2 separate regions of the Mus musculus genome follow, and region 1 is linked to region 2. The links are chromatin loops, found by intact Hi-C in ENCODE. Cell type or tissue: left cerebral cortex. All regions are shown on one strand.

The links. Peaks named below come from ENCODE experiments on the same cell type or tissue, not always from the same donor. Only the 100,000 strongest peaks of a DNase experiment are listed, where the experiment ranks them.
Region 1: a loop joins it to region 2, with 6 times the contacts of the local background. A loop is called at or near these places in 22 of 42 quality-filtered maps.

Annotation. Positions count from the first base shown.
Region 1 is chr2:145,288,572-145,293,571 of GRCm38, reverse strand. All of the region lies in intron 2 of Slc24a3 (solute carrier family 24 (sodium/potassium/calcium exchanger), member 3), which reads right to left. It overlaps Gm52529 (a long non-coding RNA gene), which reads left to right and starts at 4,834. Exons shown (of 3, transcript XR_003953927.1): 1 at 4,834-5,000. In left cerebral cortex, a CTCF peak has its summit at 1,877 (motif pointing right); DNase peaks (open chromatin) are centred at 1,904, 3,422 and 4,831.
Region 2 is chr2:145,166,090-145,171,089 of GRCm38, reverse strand. It overlaps Slc24a3 (solute carrier family 24 (sodium/potassium/calcium exchanger), member 3), which reads right to left and starts at 3,315. Exons shown (of 17, transcript NM_001356497.1): 1 at 2,893-3,315. The coding sequence starts at 3,031. In left cerebral cortex, CTCF peaks have their summits at 2,882 and 3,964 (motif pointing left); DNase peaks (open chromatin) are centred at 2,376, 2,894, 3,182, 3,861 and 1 more place; H3K4me3 peaks cover 3,060 bases; H3K27ac peaks cover 1,766 bases.

The DNA of each region.
Region 1 (5,000 bases), 120 kb before region 2:
GTAGCCCTGGGTTAAGAACACAGTTCTGCCCAGCAGGTATTCCAGGGCAGGCCCTCTATAAAGCACCATGTGTGCAGCAAAGTAAAATGAAACTCCAACTCTTATTTAACAAATTCTGTCTCTTCTAACACAGACATACATTAGGTTAACTTTTTCCTAATGTGTTCCTTTTACTTTTCCAAACAAAGCAGGGCACAGAAGACGTTTAGAAGAGCTAAGTAAGTGAAATGACTTTTTAAAGGATCTCTCACAGATTGTTGTAGAGACGCAGTGGTGGTTAGGAATACATCTTGTCATGGATTCTTCACTGAATGTGTTTATTTAGTCCTTTTGGAGGAATGAGCATCCACATACATGCTAAGTGGAGGAGGGGAAAAATTCAAATAGACACCTGGAGACAAAAGCCAACTGCCCTGTGCTAAAATGTGACTTCCTGGATAGGACTGAAGACTAGACTCAACATCCACAAGCAGCTACAGCCTGAGGCATTTCCCATGGGAATACACCAGAGAGGCTACAACAATGGGAAGCTCTGAGAGCATTCAGAGTAATTACAAACAGGTTTATGGGGAACTCAGTACCCAAGAATGCCTTTCCACGATTCAGTAAGTTTATGGCTCTTTCAGAGCTTGGCAAATATCCCTGAGCAGAGGAGAAGTTATCCCCTTCAAAATACAGAAAGTGCCTTGTGAATAAAAAATGATATCACCATAGCAACACATGGATGTTTCCACTCAAAGTGGGCCTTCTAGGCCTGGCCTTAAAAAGACAGTGTCCTCTGAAGAGGACAGACAGGCCTATGTCTTAGATTTAATAGTTGCCAAGGGGCCAGCTACAGATCCTTAAAACAATGGTATAAACAAGAGCTCTCAGGGACTAGAGGCTTGTTCCATACACAGAAGTCGAGGAAACCACCATAAGGAACGTGGGCAATCTTCATTTCAGGTATATGAAGAGCCATTATTACTCCCATGCTCTTGAAATAAACCAGAAGCCTCCAAAGGTCAGAATGCTGTCCAAGGTTACAGATGTATGTGGAAGAACCTACACTGTTATAAACCCCAGAGGACAAATTCAAACTCCTCATGCTTCTCCACACTTAGCCCTAACACTTGGCTAACACTGATCATCCGCTGAGCCCAAGATGGCAGTCCACCTGGAAGGCCCAAACCCTGGTACCAAAATGACACCCTGCCTGCCATGAAGTTAACTGTTCAAGTAGCCTCAAGGAAAATACATAGCCTATGGAGTCTCTAGTCTGGGAAGTGAGGGTATCTTGGGTTCCTTCCTAAGAGTATCTGAGGGCTTATGATGCTCTGGGAAATTTCAAGAAAACTGATATGTGGCTGGCCAACTAGCCCAAACTGTGAGAGGTCAGACCCAAATTAATATCTGGCTATGCTAGAGGCTTCCCTGGGTACATTACATGCAAAATTGGCAGTTCAGGGGAGATCTTGGCTTAGCAAAGAACTAACTAATAAGTGAGAGGAAACTCTATTTCACACAATTTTTTCCATTAAAGCTAAGAATATATAGTCACTATCTTCTAATAAAGCTACAAAGCTGCAGTTGAGCCTACAAAATGGCAATCTTGACTATTTGATGAGACAGGACTCTGGGTCTGATTAATGTCAGTATGATGGTTGTATATTTGAAAGTATTTTTATAATAGTTTATACAATATCTTAAAGCTGTAGGTGAAAATATTTGCATTTTAAAATAGTTCATAAGGTTAAAAGTTATGTGGTATTGGTGACTTCCTCATATATAATTTTTAAAAAACGTCTAAGAGGAGGTAATGGATGTGATGGAATAACCAACTCTGAGCTTGTTCTTCATTCATCCCCTTGTAATCAGATTTTTCTGCTCTTCTCACCAGTAGATGGTGCTATCTCTTGAACTTGGACTGTCTTTGTGCCTTGATTCGACCATGAAAATCACTGAAAATGATACTACTTCAATTTCCCAGGTCAGGCTTCAGGGACCTTGTGCACTTCCCAGTTCTCCACCACCCCTTTCAGTGAATCTGAGAAAGACACTGCAGTGGAGTGAAGGAATAAGAGACCTAGGCAATTGTTAGTCAACCTCAGGACATGAGAAACCATCCTAATCCTTCTTACTCACCGATTACCCCAAATGATCATACTCACACAAAGAAGCTCTGTTGAGATCAGATGGTCCTGTCCAGTTCAGTATGAATGCTGTGCTGACTCACCGACCCATGCACCATAGCAGATATTGGTAGATTGAAACAACCAAGTTTAAGGATATTTGTTATACAGCCATAGCTAACTGATACAGCAGGTTTCCCAGAGTATGAATGAAAGCTTTTTTCCAACACACCCACCCACGAGGCAGACAGGAGTTTGTTCTGTTCTAGAGTCTATTCTTTATAAGAATATACTACCATATCTGTTATTTGAGTATGTTAGGTGCTAGAGTAAACTTCTTCTGCTCTAATTCCTTACTTAATTCTGGTAGCAAAGTATTCTCCATAGCCACATAGCCATATTGAGATTTAATATTTTCGTATTAGACGCCAGGAAAGGAGAAGTGGACTGAAGTCACATGATGTGTGACATCAAAAAAGTAAATCTAAGGATAACTTATCTCAAGCTCACATGCTTAGAAAGCTCTGTTTCTAATTTGTTCTTAATTAGTTATGCATTGCAAGGTTTAAAAAGTTTCCACCATGGCTGGACAGCAACTTCATGTGCATTTTTCCAGTAGGAGAGTCCAAGAGTAACTAATCTCCCGATTCCCCCACTGCAAGAGGACAAGCAGAGAATACCTACTTCTTTCTGGTACCCAGGAAGGAAAGCTATTTACTCCATACAAACATCAGGAGATGGGTCTAAGCTAGGCTTAGAAAGCTTAATCTATGAGCCAGACAGTCAGTACTTCAGCTGTTATTGTCTCGTTCTACCACACAACCAGCCACAGAAACACACAAATGAGAGGGGATAACTGGATTTACCCTGCAAAAAGGCAGCATTTACTCTACAAAAGAAGATAGAGTTCATCAAGCCATAGCTGCAGGATTGAACAAGGAAGGAGAAATATATGGAAATGTTAGTGCTCCTATTCCCTAGAGTTAGGAAACAATAATAAAAGGTCTATTAAAAGTGTCTTAATATTAATAGCATCTGAATCATCAATCCTTTTTATAATATGAGAGATGATTAATTGTTTCTTAATGAATGGATGGACTCATCTTGAGTTACTTGCCATATATGAGCTCCCAGCTCAGGATGAAGAGGACATATGAGGCTATATATTTTTCCCTTGAGCAAAAAAAAAAAAAAGATGGTGGGAGGTAAGTCTAACATCCAACACAGTTGTCATATATAGTCAACTGTGCCAATGATCATTCAAAATATAGTTTAACTGATGGTAATTCAAGCTTCAGAAACAGGTGTGAGCAAAGTTCTGATTCTTCCACCGAGTGATTTTTTTTGACATCTTTATATTAGACATATTTTTTTCAAAACATTGGCCTGTGGAGTGAAGCTGAAGACTAAACAAAACTGCCTACCACAAGGATTCTCAGTAATCACTGTCAATCAAATCAAATGGTAACTCCAGGGACTCCCTTGCAACAATACAGACCTGACCACTGCTTATCTGGCAGAATCAAGCATCAAACATTCAGACAGGCATGGACACCCCATCAATAGACACCTCAGCTATTACTCTTTTGTGTACAAAAGTAGGGTGAATGGACAGAGATTTCCTCTACAGGTCCTTTAAACACTTAAATATAATTAATCCACCGCCATTTTCAGCTAAGTGCATTCTTGCCTATTAGTTAAATATGAAAAGCTATCCAGCCGATGTGCAAAGAACTGAACAGCTTTGAATAGCAGTCACTTCCTTCTTAATACCTAAGTTCAATACTTGCAGACATGGAAGGCTTTGTTTCCTATTGGAAATAGCATTGTCAAAATGATAGCCACTAACAACATGTAGTCATGCAAACTAAAATTGAGTAAAATTTAAAATTTAATTCTTTGCTTGTATTAGTCCCATTTCAAGCTGCATCACTATATGGTACAGACGGAGAAAATTGTCACAGAAATTCTAGACAGAGTGTTCTAGTTTAGATTAACGCAGCATAGGCTATTCCGTTCAGTGATTAATTCAGAGACACTAAAGCTGCCATCAGAGAAATGGACTCTACTTTTGTGCATGGTCCCTGGTTTTGAGGGTACACTGGGCCACATGCAGACCAGAACAGCAGCATCTACAAATACCTGGCAAATGACAGGTAGGGATCAGTGGACAAAAATCCCACCTGTCATGGGGTCTAGCTTGGTCACTCTGAGTGACATATTATCTTGAGGTTTCCAGAGTTGCTGGGTAACAGCAAACCCAGGTGGCCCATGTGATTGCCTGTTGGCTCACACCCCCCTTACTGGCTCAACTTGGGTTAGTTCTGAGGGAACCTAACTAAGACAATTATGTCAGTAAGACAGTCACATTTATCTTGGCACTGAATGCTGCTGTCTGAGACCTAGTTAATATCACTGGTAAAAATGACCACCATTTGTGGAATTAGCATTTAAGATCTCAGAAAAAAAGGTATGCCTTTAACTGTCTTACTGGGTGTATATACTTTCTATATTTTCTGAGCTTTGCAGCACTCTTGTCCGTTTTTATTTTATTTTATTTTTTTACTGTGTTGATATTTCTCAGCTTGATCATTTGCTTAATTGCCAGTTCTACTTTTAGAACATTTAGCTGTTTCCAAAAATCAAGCCACTCTTCAGTGACATCTGGCCTCCATTGAGAATACTGAAAAGAACATGTCCCGGGCTCTGAAAGCAATTCCCACAGTCCAGCTCTCAGGCCCTTTAGCCAATAGCAAGTCATTAGAATAAATGGAGCCCAGCCATGGAGGGCAGGGCTGCTCATTTCCCTTGTTTCCTGTGTGACTTCTGAAACCCAGTTTCTTCATGGTCAGGTCTATCTGCCCATTTCTCTCACTACCTTTTTGTTCA
Region 2 (5,000 bases):
AATGCACAGAAAGTGTGCTTGGCACAGGGCCTGGCACTTGGGATGCCCAAACTGTAGTTGTTATCATTATTATTGCTTTTGTTGTAGTTAGAATTAAGAATTCTCCTCATTCCAGCACTAACTCTTCCTGACCTAAATTAAACAATCCTCATGTCCTAGCTACACAGAAGGAGAAAACAAAAACAGTATAGATTCTTTTCTATACTTCTAACCAAATACAGAGCTTTGCAAAACAGAAGCAAACTTTTTAGTATATAACCAAATCTGGATTTACTTAGAAATTAAGAAAGAGATCCTAAATTCCATGATTAGAAATGTTAGACATTATGTAACATAACTGCCATACACCTCTATTTGGACTTTCTTATAAAAAGAACTAACCACCCTTTTTATAAGAAAGAAAAAGAACAAGGTGGGGGTGGGAATCATGGGAAACAAGCCTCTGAGAAGATATCTGGTTATCTTTAATAATTACCACATGCCTTTAAACATAAAAATTACCTTTGGTTATTAGGAAGGTACCCCCCCCATGACCATATGAACACCACAGTCTTGCACCCTGAAGCAAGAAACAGAGCTGAGAACAAAGGTCACCTAAGGTTGGTTTATACCTCCACACCTCACTTCCTATATGACTTCACTCAGTCACCTTTTGTGAGTCCCAGTATCTTTAAAATGAGGTGAATTTTGAACCCTTTGCCAATGACACAAGGATAGTATGTAGAATGCCCCCCCCCCAAATTTCAGGATAAGAGTCTCTGCCCTGATGTTTATAATACTAAATGGCAATTCCCTAGGCAAAAATATCATTGGAAGATCTCTATGTGGTAAATAATCTGTTTAAAATTATCTCGAAAGAAGACTGTGTCTTGCTGCTCCAACACGGCTGTGCTTCACCTATTGAAAACATCAGTATCTAATGCAAGAAAAGGTGACTAGAGACCGAATTAAGACTAGCAAGTCATAGAGTTGGGGGTGGGGGCTGTAAACAGAGCCTGCGTAGCAAGGTCATTAGCATTGTTGGGTTTTTCCCAACTAAGTCTTCTTGCTATGCATGGAAGTGTTCATAAACTGGACATTAGCAGACAGGCTAGAGAAGTGAGAAAGAGAAGAGAAAGATAAACAAGAGAAGGAATGAGATGGGGGCATGCTATGGAATGATGTCTGAGTCAGTAACACCTGGAGAGAAATGTCAGGAAAACTATCTCAAAAGGGAAGAGTAGTCATCAGATTCTAAGTTCACAGTGTGTGATGCCTTATCAGCCCAGATATTCCAGCATCTGGTGGTAGCAGGAACGGAAACCCCTGCAATTGATCCACTTAATCCTATGGATCACATTCAACATCCAGGACAAATGTCTTTTATGCCCTGCAAAGTGCTGGGAAGCCTGTTACTCACAGGCTCCAACCTGTAGAGAAACGGCCACCAAGTGATTTGGAATAACTCTTGCCAACGGAAGCATAAACTATCTGCTGGCTTCCACTCACCCTCTTCGGGACAGTCAGTGCATACTACTTAGCAGGTCTGAATCTTCCCTTGGAAAAAAGTCTCACTTCATTCAAATAGTACAGCCCACCTCCCTCATGTCAGTACCCAGGGCCAGAAAATCAGAGATTCAAAAGCAATAGAGAGAGTCATGGAGTCTAAGGGTTTTGCTGAAGACCAGGCCCGCTTCTCTCCTATTACCATATATGATGAAGTCCGTAGAGAGATCTGCTAAGTTCAGAATGACCCCTGAGTTTCACCATGAGGCACCACACCAGCCATGGTGAGGGAAAACCCTTTCTTGATTGATGGCACCTTTTAAAATGTCACCATCGCTATCAAAATGCTTTTATTGTGTGCTTCAAAGCACCACGTATTAGAACTGTGCCTATCTTAACAGTACAGCACATAGCTGTAACTGTTTTACCCCACAATCATTTATTTGTCTGCTTCCCCACAAACCCTGATATTCGAAAAGCCAGGATAAGAAATCATTTTACGACCGTTATTCTTTCAAGTCTTTCCTTTCTGTGAGGTTGTTTTGTTTCTTTTTCTTACACAGCTGCACCCCAGAGTCCAAATTGTTTCCAATGGACAACTGTTTTGAGCACATTTCTCCCCAATGTCTATTTTAGCTCCAAAAAAAGCCAAGGGCAAAGATAAAACCAAACTATCGTGTGTGTGTGTGTGTGTGTGTGTGTGTGTACAAGTGTGTACACGTGTGTATGCACCACCAGCCAAAGCACCAAGGAAAAAGTGGGCAGCATAGAGTGGTCCGCCCCCAGCATCAAGTCGGTGAAAGGAAGCAAGCCAGCCTTGAGAAATGAATCCATGTGTTCCTGCTGAGCAACCCTTTAAGGGAGCATGCCCATTCCTAAACCCTGACTGGTAGCTATCACTTTCTCCTAACGGAAGTAAGTTCCCAGCACCTGTTCTTGGATCGCAAAGATGGCAAGGAGCATTCTCCACTGCCCACCCCACCTGTTCTGTGTGGAGAACACGTGGAGAACCGGCTGTGAGCTGGTCAGCCTACCCTGCATTCCCTCAGTAAGCCAGGAGTACAGGTGGTTGGTTACCTGCACAGGTACTGATTGCTGTCAGAACAACTTTATTACTAGCCTTGGTAGTGAAAGGGTCCCTCCCTGTCACCGCCGCCACTACCAGCCAGGCTGTGGGAAAGGGGCAGAAGGCAAGAGGAAAAGGTCTTCTTGGTGCCCAAGGGGTCACTCCTCCACCGCTGCAGTCCTAGAGCCCAGACCCCTTCCTCCCTAGCCCCGCAAGAGACCGGAGTGTCCCCGTGCCTGTTCGGTGTGGCTGGACCCAGCGCAGCTCGCCGGGCACCGAGCCCCGAGAGCCCGAACTGCTGGAGCCGCAGCGCCCACTCGGGGCAGGCGGCGAGCACTCACCCTTCTGCTCTCGCAGGCTCGACAGCGACCAGAGCAGCAGCGCCACCGAGGCCAGGAAGCAAAGCTGGCTCAGCAGAAGGTCCCTCCGCCGGCGGCGGCTGCGGCGGCGCGCGCAGTCCTGGTCGCCCGGCGGCGGCATCCTCGGACAGCCGGGCGGCGTCCCTGGCGGGCGGCGTCCGCTCGGGTCGCGGGCGGCCGCGGCGGGGACGGCGGCAGGAGGCAGCCCTGCGCGCAGCAGCCGCGCGTCCTCGCTGCGTTCCCACCCGGCCGCCGCCTCCTGCTTTCCCTCCTCCCGGCCGCTGCCGGTCTCCACGCCGTCGCCCTCGTCGCTATCGCTCAGTCCCTCCTCCCCCGCCGCCTCCTCCTCCTCGCCGCTCGCCCGCACCGCCGCCTCCCTGCGCTCGGGGTCCCTCTCCTGCTCGCGCGCCATGGCTCCCACGCTCCGCGCCCGCGTTCGGCCTGGGGCGGCGGCGGCGGGGGCGGCCGGGAGGCGGGGGCGGCGGGGGCGGTGGAGGAGGAGCGGGGAAGGACCGGCGAGAGGAGGGCCGGCCGCTGGCCACCCGAAGCAGGCCCTGACCTCAGGCTGCGGGAGTGCAGCTCGGGGTCGCACTCCAGTGTCCACGCGGGGGTGGGTGGGTGGGGGACTCGGAGCCGAGCGGCGGCCGGAGCGCGCCAACAGCTAGAGTGAGCGCAGCTTCCCGTACCCCACGGTGGGTCGGCGGCAGGGGGGCTGCGCACGGGAGGGGGACAGCGCCCGGGATGCTATGAGTCGCTGGCCAGCACCGCGGGGAGGGGGCGCAGGGAGGAGACTGGGCTGTGGAGGGAGCCCGGTGCACAGCCCTTCAACCCTTTGGTGCCCAGAGAAAGAGGCGGTGCGGTGGGGGAGGCCCGCTAGGCGGGATGTGGATAGACAGATCTCCACCAAGGAGGACTGGCCTGAAACTTTCAGAGAAAAGAAGGATTTCCTTGGCCCTCTTCCATCCGTTGCCTTAAGCTAGAGCGTCTAGAGTGTGCTAGGTGGCCAATTCCTAGCCACTGGTCCTGCCTCCTGCCGCTGGCCTCAGGGGTTCCCCTCTGCCCCCTGGTGGGGATCCCGGTGAGCCAGGCTCAAGTCCTGAAACTGGCCTCCTGGGGGGGTTTGGCTTATTAGGGTTGTCCTGGCTTCCCCCTCTGGCTAGGGTTCACATTTCGCTCTCTGAGGAGCTGAAGCAAGTCCAGTGTGTGGCTGAACCTGAGGGGGCCCTAGTAAGTTCCCTAGGAGGGAGACTCTTGGCCTTCTACAAGGACAATCAGTCCACCCCTCCCCCAAGATTAGAGCCCTAGGCCCCAACTCCCTAATTCGAGTTCTTCTGCCCCTGCCTATTAAAGATGTAGAGGCTGACATCCCCACCCCTATCTGCAGTACCATTGAAAAGGGCACCTAGTGATCCCAGGGGTTCACTCCCAGGGGCTTGGACTTCCCTAGCCTCATCCCAGGTACCTGCCTGCAGGATGGAAGACACACGACCCCAGAGGAAGGGAAGAAGAGATGTGTTTCCAAGTGGTGGTTAAACTTAAGTCTTATTCCAAAAGGATGGTCCTAGAAATCAGATATATGTTTGGATGGCTCTTGGGCCTGAGCAATCTAGCCCTCGGGAGTTGGGAGGAAGTGGGGAAACTCCATAGAGACTTCTCCCTGCCCAGGTCACAAGGGACCCACAGGATCAACTGTGAGTGACCTTCCATCCCATATAGTGTCAGATGTCCCCTGACAACATCTGGAGACATGGAAAGTGATCACAGGTGGTTTGTTTTCTGCTGAAGAGCAGAATTTGCTTTCCATGTGTTTATTCCCTCCCACTCCTATGTTGGCTGCCCCATATCCAGAGCACCTTCCCTGCAATGGCTAGGTGAGTCTTTGCTTAGGTCACCAGGTAACAAAGGAGGAACGCAAACTCTTCAAGTTCATCCAGATTGGAGCATCATGGAGAATTCTCCAATTCTGTCACCACTATCAAGCCTTCTTGATAGTGGTGACCCTTGAGGAATTCAGAGTAATCTCGACTTGTTAGGAAAGACACTCATATAGTGTCTCTAGTGGAAGGCAGGGAGGTGGGTGGGAGATGGGG